Linked DNA regions of Homo sapiens: region 1 is linked to region 2. A link is an interaction called in ENCODE POLR2A ChIA-PET data of the cell type or tissue named here. Cell type or tissue: MCF 10A. All regions are shown on one strand. Links, peaks and the distances in the headings refer to the core of each region. The heading gives the core; the rest is flanking DNA. Region 1 overlaps LINC00581 (long intergenic non-protein coding RNA 581). Region 2 has its middle 110 kb from the start of LINC00581.

The links. Peaks named below come from ENCODE experiments on the same cell type or tissue, not always from the same donor. Only the 100,000 strongest peaks of a DNase experiment are listed, where the experiment ranks them.
Region 1: POLR2A ChIA-PET joins it to region 2 with 6 read pairs; 2 of 35 experiments call an interaction of 5 or more read pairs at or near these places.

What each region holds. Positions count from the first base shown.
Region 1 is chr6:21,487,925-21,493,301 of GRCh38, reverse strand. LINC00581 (long intergenic non-protein coding RNA 581) reads left to right here. Exons shown (of 4, transcript NR_103790.1): 3 at 3,004-3,094. Among named protein-coding and RNA genes, the nearest start is that of LINC00581, 21 kb to the left of the region's middle. In MCF 10A, for the core only: no CTCF peak of the experiment used is centred there; no DNase peak of the experiment used is centred there.
Region 2 is chr6:21,399,529-21,404,905 of GRCh38, reverse strand. No RefSeq gene overlaps it. Among named protein-coding and RNA genes, the nearest start is that of LINC00581, 110 kb to the left of the region's middle. In MCF 10A, for the core only: no CTCF peak of the experiment used is centred there; a DNase peak (open chromatin) is centred at 2,305.

The sequences.
Region 1 (5,377 bases), core at 79-5,078, 88 kb before region 2:
TGGCCAATGATAAGAGGATGCAGAAGACTCAGTTTCTCAGGAGCACAACCAGAGTCTGGGCAGCACCTCTGATCTTCTGCGGGGTGCTGCGAGAACCATGTGGCCCTCGGGAAAGCATGAGCTGGGTGCCCTTGGCTGAGGATAGTCAAGAATGGCCATAGGCTAGGCGTGATGGCTCATGCCTAGAATCCCAGCACTTTGGGAGGCCAAGGTGGGAGGATCACTCGAGGTCAAAAGTTTGAGACCAGACGGGGCAACATGGTGAAAACCTGTCTGTACTAAAAATACAAAGTTAGCTGGGCGTGGTGGTGGCACCTGTAGTCCCAGCTACTCGGGAGGCTTAAGTGGAAGAATTACTTGAACCTGGGAGGCAGAGGTTGCAGTGAGCTGAGATTGTGCCACTGCACTCCAGTGTGGGTGACAGAGCGAGACTCCATCTCAAAAAAAAATAAAAAAATAAAGCCACAAATGGTCCTCACTTTATTCTTTGTTCAGGCATTCATTGTTCACCCCACGTTCATTGAACACCTGCTATGTGCCGGTCACACACCATTCTAAGTGCTGCAGATACAGGAATGAACAAATAGGATGTCAATCCCTTCCCTTGTGGTGCTTTCATTTTTAAAGGCCAACAGGTAGGCTGGGTGTGATGGCTTATACCTGTAATCCAAGCACTTTGGGAGGCCGAGGCGGGTGGATCACTTGAGGTCAGGAGTTCGAGACCAGCCTGGCCAACATGGTGAAACCTTGTCTCTACTAAAAATACAAAAATTAGCTGGGCGTGGTGGCAGGCACCTGTAATCTCAGCTACTCGGGAGGCTGAGGCAGGAGAATTGCTTGATCCCTGGAGGCAGAGGTTGTAGTGAGCCAATATCGCGCCACTGCACTCCAGCTGGGCAACAGAGTGAGACTCCATCTCAAAAAAAAAAAAAACCCAACAGATAATGATATACACTTTCAAACTACATAGTGTTAAAAAAAACTTTTAGATAGAGTTTGTCTCTCAAATAAATTTAAGAGTTTATTTGAGCAAAGAAGGATTCCTAAGTTAGGCAGCCCTCAGAGCCAGAAGTTCAGACAGCTCAGCCCAGCAGCAGGAGCTGAACTCAGAAGCAGAGCAGAGCAATCACCTGGTTGGCTACAGCTAGGTGTTTGCCTTATTTGGACATGGTGTGATGAGTTGGCTGCTTGTGATTGGCTGAAACTTGGCTATTTGTTACTATATATATATATATAAATATAAAATATATACTATTCACTTATGTTTCAGCTGGTTTACATACTAAGTTGGTTGAGGGGGCGGTTGTTACATAGGAACACAAAGTACGAAGATAGGCTCCGGTAAATGGCCTCCTGTTTATCTTGCTTGAACAATAGTACATAAGACAGTTATGGGTGCTAAGAATAAATGTAAAGCACAGAAGAGGATGGAAAGAGTGTTAGGGGAGGATGGGAGTTATATGTGTAATTTTAGATGGGATGGTCAGGGAAGGTGTCACTTGGGAGGGTGGCAGTTGAATGAAGACTGGAAGATGCCATGGAAAGAGCTCTGCAGAGATGTGCAGAACAGCATTTCAGGCAGGGGGCACAGCATGTGCAAAGACCAGAGGCAGGGGCGTGCTGGCCATGCTGGAGGGACCGTGAGGAGGCCACTGAGGCTGGAATGGGGTCAGAAAGAAGGAGGAGGCATGAGGCCTGAGAGGTGCCAAAAGACCCTATCATGCAGAGACAGCACCATTTTAATCACTGGTTTTTACTAAGATGTGAAAGGATGAGAAGGTGTCTAGCAGAGAAGTAAAATGATCTGATTTGAGCTTCCTTCTTGGAAGGGAGAGATTTTGCCTTTCAATCAGAACTACTCTTTCCCCTGCAAAGAGAGGCTCATTAGGAAAAAGTCATGATGTGGCAAGATCCTTTGCTTTTGGGGAACTTGAATTTTTAGAGCATCTGAACACTTCTCCTACCTTCTCCCTCAGTAGAAAACCACCTGCAATGAAAGTTCCCTGAAGACAGAACAGGTTTTGAATGGTGCTCTATATGGAGTCTTGAATGCTGGGAGGAACGATGTTGACCAAGTCAACCAAAACACGAGGAGAAGCCAGTGGAAACAAAGTCAACAAGCTGCTCTGGGGTTTTGCCTCAATATCACCCTTCCAACTTCAGACCCAAGCAGCACAGAGGGTACCACTAAGAGGATACAGACAATCACTCTTGCTAAGTATTGGACCAAATAGCTGGAGGCCCACACCTGGCATCTGAGGAGACCATGATGAGAAGGAACAAGAGGGCACTTGAATAAGTGCAGTCCAGCCTGAGACTCAAGCTACAAGACTCAAGTTGCGTTTTTTCTTTAAATGTGAATGACATCTCTGGGCCCCCTCTAAATCACCCTATGAGGTCAGGGAAAGCCTCTTGTAAATCAGTGGATTTATTCTTTAGGCCTCTAATCAGGGTTTTCTGTAGAATTTTGCAGGACCCACAGTTTGACCTAGGATTGTCGGCTCCACTGGGCAGGAAAGAGGGGCCGGTGGGGATACCCTGAGTCCTCCCACCCTATTCTTCCTCCATAGTGACTGGCTGCGGTCCAGCAAACTGCAGGAGACCCTCTGTAAAGACCTTTGGACTCTTGCCTTCAAATAGAAGCCCATGACAGTAGGGAATATTTGCATTTTAAAAATTTCTTTTTTAAGGCTGGGCATGGTGGCTCATGCCTGTAATACCAGCACTTTGGAAAGCAGGGGAATCACTTGAGGCCAGGAGTTCATGACCAGCCTGAGCAACATAGAAAAGAGAGAGAGAGAGAGAAAAAAAAAACCCAGCCAAGAAAAAAAATTCATTTTTATTAGAAAAGCAAACCATTTGGGGATGTTGTATGGCTGATACAAAAACAAACAACAAAAAAATTAGACTGTTAGAATTTAACTAATGTCTGTTACCAGAAAGGTTGAAAATTGTCTTTATTGAAGGGGGAGTTGAAGTTTAAAAGGTAACTTTCACCTACAGGTTGAGATTTGCATGCAGAATTTCCAGAATGCTGAATATCAGCACGGATCACTGCAAAGAAGTTGGAACTCATCTCACATGAACTTCTCAGGTGAAAAGGGACTTGACAACTGAGACTTTTCTAATAAGTGACAAAAATTATGTGGGTAATAATTTGACCTTTTTTTGTGTTAAAGTCTCTATTGAAATAGAATGCACAAATTAATGCTCTTAGGAGACCTGCTTAGAGGAAAAACAGAATGGGGATCATGAACCCTATTAACTCACATGCCTCAAGCCTCTAATGAAAAATTCCTGAGCGAAGGGGGATGAGTAGGATTCTCCGACTGTAGGGAAACTTTGTGAAGCTCTCAAGCATGTGGTTTATAAAGTTGCATAACACAGTCCTCAAATGATTTTTTTTTTTTTTTGAGATGGAGTCTCACTCTGTCGCCCAGGCTAGAGTGCAATGGTGCAATCTTGGCTCACTGCAAGCTCCGCCTCCTGGGTTCAAGTGATTCTCCTGCCTCAGCCTCCTGAGTAGCTGGGACTACAGGCACCCGCCACCATGCCCAGCTAAGTTTTGTATTTTTAGTAGAGACGGGGGTTTCACCATGTTGGACAGGATGGTCTCGATCTCTTGACCTAGTGATCCGCCTGCCTTGGCCTCCCAAAGTGCTGGGATTACAGATGTGAGCCACCGTGCCCGGCCTCAACTGATTTTATAACTGAGATTTATGTCTCTAACAAAATAAGATACATAGCAAAAGAATGACTCTGCCAGCCCTTTCTGGAGAGGGAATTATAAGTCCTCGAAAGATATTGTTTATTTTGCCGAGTTATCTATTTTTTTCTGTAAATTCTGCACTCCGCCCCAGATTGGAACTCCAAATCTATTGTTCCATCAAATCAGTTACCCCACAGAATGAAGAATGCGGTACCCACTGTACTTAAAATTCATTGTTATCTGTTAAGAACCCAATTCAATGAGAATCACGGAGATTAAGAGGGTCTAGGTAGTTAAGGTGGAAACAGTGTGTAGAAAAGAGATCCACACACTGATTATTTTCTAATAAAACTGTTCATTCTATCAGAAAGTGGAGGGAATTAAATATAAACAGACACATTTGTTTAAACCCAGCTTCATTACTATTCTATAGGTTGCTTGAAACCTATTCTGACATCAGTTATTAAATAAATTGTGATATTTTCACAGACAGGAAACAGCTGAGCTGAAAGTATCCATATCTGCAGGATTATTCTGTATTTAATTTTAATGTTCAAAGCTTGAGGAAATTATATGGCTATAGAACATAGTCACAGGTTTCATGAGCTAGAAAGGCTAGCCAACAAAATGACTATCTGTCTGAAGTGTAACAGAGTTTTAAAAAATTAAAATAGAAAATAACAATGATGACCACAATTTATTGTGTACCTACTACGTGACTTTGTATGTAGCATACCTGTGCATCTTTACATATCTTTATACATACGGACTTTATGTGGAGTTTATTTCTAATACTTCCAATGATCCTGCAAAGGGGTGTTACTATTCCCATGTTACAGATGAGGAAATGGAAACTTAGGGAAGTTATCCAAGGTTAAATCAAGATTTATCCAAGGTTTAAAAAAGTGTAGAGTCAAGATTCAAACCTGAATCTTTCTGGGCCTGGTGGCTCACTTTGGAGGTCCGAGGCAGACAGATCACTTGAGGTCAGGAGTTTGAGACCAGCCTGGCCAACATAGTGAAACCTCATCTCTACTAAAAATACAAAAATTAGCCATGTGTGGTGGTGCACTCTTGTAATCCCAGCTACTTGGGAGACTGAGGTAGGAGAATCGCTTGAACTCGGGAGATGGAGGTTGCAGTGAGCCGAGATCGTGCCACTGCTTACTAACCTGGGAAACAGAGCGAGACTCTGTCTCAAAAAAAAAAAAAAAGATTCAAACCTAAATCTAGCTCCTAACCCTGGGTACTTTCCACCAATGGACTCTCTCAATAATACAAAAATTAGGTAGATATCAAGTGGAAATTCAAAGACCCTAGTTTTCATAAATAAAATCTCAAATCCACAATTAACAGACATAAATTCATTTCAAATGTATTTGTGTGCATGCATCTTCTAATCAACTTCTAATCAACTTTCTTGATTGAATTCAAATTTAATTGACTTTAAAATAAAAATGGAATCGGTTTTATTTCCTTTGCATTCATGGAGCACCTGCTATGGTTCGGGCACTGCTTCAGACACCAGGCACGTGAAGGCCACGCTGGTTTCAGTGTCTGTCATTAACTCTTTAACAGCTGCAATTGTGGGCACTATAGCAGATTTTCAAATATATTAATTTAAAAGGACTGATAATACAGCTATAAAGTCTTATTAGTTGGTTCAGC
Region 2 (5,377 bases), core at 147-5,146:
AAAAAGGCCTCAAGAAATCATGCTATAAACTCATCTCCTAGGTGAGGAGTAATTGTGTTAAAATATTATGAGTGCATTGATTACATCTCCCTTCCCTCCTAGGCAAACTGTGAGAGGTGCCTTCTCCCTCACTTCCTCTTTTCTCTAGTGGCTCCTGCCCTGGGCCGATACCAGCTAGGAGTGCACCAGTGGTAGCCTCCTAAGAAAGAAAAAGAGGGCCAGGCACAGTGGCTCACGCCTGTAATCCCAACACTTTGGGAGGCTGAGGTGGGGGGATCACTTGAGGTCAGGAGTTTGAGACCAGCCTGGCCAATATGGTGAAACCCAGTCTCTACTAAAAATACAAAAATTAGCCGGGCGTGGTGGCGCATGCCTGTAGTCCCAGCTACTCAGGAGGCTGAGCCAGGAGAATCACTTGAACCCGGCAGGCGGAGGTTGCGGTGAGCCGAGATTGCACCACTGCACTCCAGCCTCGGCGACAGAGCAAGACTCTATCTCAAAGAAAAAAAAAAAAAAAGAAAAGAAAAGAAAAGAAAAAGAGAAGGAAGTGGAGTTCCACCCCAGAGTCTAGAAAGAACACTCTTCACTCCTCTCCATTTCCCCTAAGCAATTGCACAAATACTGTGTGCTTGGTTGCTCCAAAGGGACAAACTAGGGGAGTGGGAACAAGAGAGAAACAGAACACTAAACGCTAAGCAGATGAAATAAAGCTTCACTGGGAACTAGAAGCCTTGTCCTGGACAAGGTCTGCCTTCAGGATTGGCTCGTGTAGGATGACCCCCAACACTGTCTCCTCTCAGACTCCTCATCAGTCTTTGCCCAGACCCCAGCAGCAGCTGGAACAGGAGGGACTCCCTCTCACTCAGCCCATCGGGTGGATCAGGTGGACTGGTAATGCCCGGTGGGCAATAGGTTCCTATCATCCCATATTGAAGTTTTGGACGTATTTCCCCCAAAGGAAGATGCTACATAGGAAAGGTAGGTTTGTTGTGTTTCTGAAACTGGACTGTACTTAAAAGATACATAGAGTCTAGAAATGGAAACCCACGGAGTCAAATCCACTGTCCCCAACCACACAGCACGTTAGATGCAGATCTAGAATCAGAATTCAGTCTCTCAGCTCCCAAATCAGTGCTCCTTTGTGATTACCCCATTATGAGAGAACTAGGTTTTTTTTTTTTTTTCCTGATGGAATCTGAGGCCCTAAACACCTCTGCTTACATAATTTATAGGAGAGGAAACGACACATGGAATTTCAAATGAACAACTCTGCTAACGTTAATACGGGACATCCCGTACTGAACTATCAGCTTCCTTTGTCCTCCTTTTCCCCTAAATGCCTCTAGCATGTCTTCTTCGTATTGAACAAACATCAGTTCTGCCGATGTCATGGATTTTGTCAATATGAACTGAAAATGTGCTGGCCTTTTTTATCATCACTAACAGCTTTCTTAATTAACCTACTGATAGAGTCAACAGCACAGTTCACTGTTCACTGTTTGCTCTCCAGCCACTGCAGAGTCAAGATGCTCTTTGAGAACACTTACCCAAGGTTGTTTTGTTTTCCAGAAGGGAAAAAAATTCACCACTGCAATGAATTTGACTTAATTGCTAAAATTTCCTTCTGATTGTTTTGCCCCAAGTAACAGCTCTTCCTTAACTAATAACTTTAATTATAGCAACCACTAGTTATAAAAGTGTACCTTTTCTCTTGGCTTGTTCTCTAATTACAAAACCAGAGATCAGCAAGTCACTTTCTTAGGTTTGCATCTGATGGGATGTAGGGTCCTGGAACTACCAGGTATATATTCCGGCTAGGTTCTGTCTCTATGATATCCCAGACATACAAGATGAACAAGAAGCAAAAAGAGGATCCTGATCCGCAGAGAACTCAACTTTAGAGAAAAGTTAAAGATGCTGTGTTCCAGCTTTAAGATGAAATGTAGATTCCCTATGAAAACTCAAATCCTTCATTTCAAAAGTTAAACAGGATAGTGCAGCTACTGTAAAAAAGAAAAGAAAAAAAGAAAAAAAGCCCAGCTGTTTAAATTTAAGGCATCAAAAAACATCCAATTCAGGCCTATTCTCTGGCGTGTACTCACAACATTTCATGTGATTAAGAAGAAAAAAAAATTTTCCTGCACTTCAGCCTCCTATTTTTTTTTTTTTATGGGGTAGACAACAGTTAAAGACCATGTTGGGCTCAGTAATAGTGAGAAACTCCTTAAATGACTGATTTCAGCTGCGTTATTGCCAGGTAAAGATGGTCTCGTGTTTGATGACACATATTCAGAGGATGATTGTGCAAGCCACGGAGATGTTTTTCTGGGTTGTTTTGCGGCCTCATGCATCAGCCCAGTCTGCTCTCCCCACACTGCATTGCAAAGCTGCCCTTTCTCTTTTTTGAAAATCACTCAGCCTCCACCCACACTTTTTTGATGCCTCAGGATGGACACTCTCACCCCCAGGACTCTGGGCAGCCTGTGGTTGGCCCTCACTTTTATATCCAAGAGGAGAGAAAGCAGGAAGGGCCCTCACAGCATATGGCCACCATATGTGGCCAGGTGGCTGCTGGGTGGGTGGTGGTGGTGGTGACCACCACCCATCCTTTCTGTCATGGAGATGGACTCCCCCTACCCACATACTGCACCAATTTCCCACAGACTCAGCTGAAAACTTGGACCCTGGCAGATGATTTCCAATCAGTGACTGCCTCCGCTTAATGGGTTGCTGACTGACACAAGTTTTGCTTCTCAGAGTGAGATATCCTCATCCTTCCTTTCGTCTTCTCCTTTTGTTATAGGAAAGGGGTCTGGATCCAGACCCCAAGAGAGGGTTCTTGGATCTCATGCAAGAAAGCATTCAGGGCAAGTCCATAGAGTAAAGTGAAAGCAAGTTTATTAAGAAAGTAAAGGAATAAAAGGATGGCTACTCCGTAGACAGAGCATCCCCACTTGCTGCTGGTTGCCCATTTTTATGGCTATTTCTTGATGATATGCTAAGCAAGGAGTGGATTATTCATACCTCCCCTTTTTAGACCATACAGGGTAACTTCCTGTTGATGCCATGGCATTTGTAAACTGTCATGGTGCTGGCGGGAGTGTTGCAGTGAGGACAGCCAGAGGTCAGTCTCATTGCCATCTTGGTTTTGGTGGGATTTGGCCAGCTTCTTTACTGCAATCTATTTTATCAGCAAGGTCTTTATGACTGGTATCTTGTGCTAACCTCATATTTTATCCTGTGACAGAATGCCTTACCCATCTGGGAATGCAGCCCAGTATGTAGGTCTCAGCCTCATTTCGCCCAGCTCCTATTCAAGATGGAGTTGCTCTGGTTCAAAGGCCTCTGACACTTTTTCTTACTGTTGCTAATTAGGATTGTTTTACCTTTTGTTTTTAAATGAAAGAAGGTCACCATTTAAAATGTGCCAATCACTTTTCTATCCTAGAGATAGCAAGTCTTCCTGGAGGTGTCCGTTGCTCTGGGAAGAGTCATTTTAATGTAAAGTAAATGAGTAAGTCCACAAACTACTCAACTGATGGATTGGAGTGGGCTGAATGGGTTCTGTCGGCAGGAAAAGACCCTAAGTGTTCCTGAAAGGGGAACTCACCATGATGTCCAGGAGGGTATGTAGAAGTGTAATCCAACTCTACAACAGCGGAATGGCACAGAGGTGGTTTGGGTGCAGGGCGTGGCTGGGCCTGCAAAGTCCTCTAGGCCCAGGCATTGACAAGTTGTTGGAGGAAATGGCCCAGCAAAGAAATGCAACCCAAGGGTTGTGAGCCTTCAGAGCCAATCACATCCTCCCCTGAAGAACCACTCAGTGCAAAGATCCAAGCCGGCAGTGGCATCGTCACAGGAGAGGAGGCTGCACTGAACTGTCACCGTGTGGGTCTGCAGTGAGGCTGTGACAAGGGTGAAAGCACCTCCTACCTAGCAGACTGGTCATAGATATCCGTTTTCTCTCCAAAAGGTGTTTATTACTAGAACTGAGTAATCTGGGCAATTTAGAAAGAGGGATTGGATACTCTGACAATCTCTGGAAGCTCAAGTCAGGTTTAATTTGAAAAACGAAAGGATGTGGCTTTATTTGCAGCCAGGGTGGGACCCCACAAGAGACCACAGAATTCATTCAGTTCTCATTTTGCAAAGAAAAACTAATCGAGTCCAGATTAATCTCCTGCCGTCACAAAGCAAGTGGTGGGTTGAATTTGTATGGAAGGACACAGACAGGACTGCTAACCTAGTGTCTTTTCTATTGTCAAAACTTGTAACTCCTCCTAAATGTAATGCTTTTTTTTTTTTTAAATTTTAAATTGTCTGAGATTTAGGAGATTTCAGTTGTCTGAGATTTTGCTCCTGCTTTGGAATTTAGAGACTAAGCCTGAATTTCCAGTTTCACACTTAGGGACATACGTTGTTAGGTTTCTTCTAGTCTCCACTTCTGGGAGAGCCTAGAGGTTTCTTGGTGAGATAACTATAGACCTGAATCTCTGTTTTTGACCCTAAGCCTGGACCTTTCTCCTGAACTCTGCTCCTTTACCAATGCTGCCTTTCTACTGGATGATCCACAGGCACTTCAAAATCAACACGGTCAAAACCTAGTGTGTTAGTTTGTCTCTACCCAACCAGCCTCCTCTTCCCAGACAAGATCCTGTTACTCCTCTAGGCTTCTCTGGGGAATGGCACCACCAGCCTTTCTTCTCAGCCATACAGAGCCCTACAGATTCCAGCTCCTAAAAAATTTTTATGATTATTATTATTGAGATAGAGTTTCCCTCTGTCGCCAGGCTGGAGTGCAGTGGCACGATCTTGGCTCACTGCAACTTCTGCCTCCCAGGTTCACGCCATTCTCCTGCTTCAGTCTACTGAGTAGCTGGGACTACAAGTGCCTGCCACCATGCCCAGCTAATTTTTGTATTTTTAGTAGAGACGGGGTTTAGCCACACTGGCCAGGCTGGCCTTGAACTCCTGACCTCAGGTGCTCCGCCCGCCTCGGGCTTTCCGAAGTGCTGGGATTACAGGCGTGAACCACCATGCCTGACCCTAAAAAATTATTTTATCTCCTCTTCTCCATTCCCATTGCTCCTGCAGTACTTGAGGATTTTCTCATCTTCTGCCTGGACTGCATTGTCTCCTAGGTGGTCCCCTGGCTTTTGATCCCATTCCAAATCTTTTTCCTCACTGCCACTGTGATCTTTTGAAAACCTAAATCTGATCATGTTACTGCCTTCTACAGCTCTCTATGCTGTCCAGATAAGCTCCACACCTCTTAGCGTTTGAAGTGCAATGCCTTCTCTTCTCTCAGTTAGGCTGTGTTTCTCAGGGTCCACCAGCCCCCTCCCCTCCCCTCCTCCCTAGACTCTAGGACCCAGCC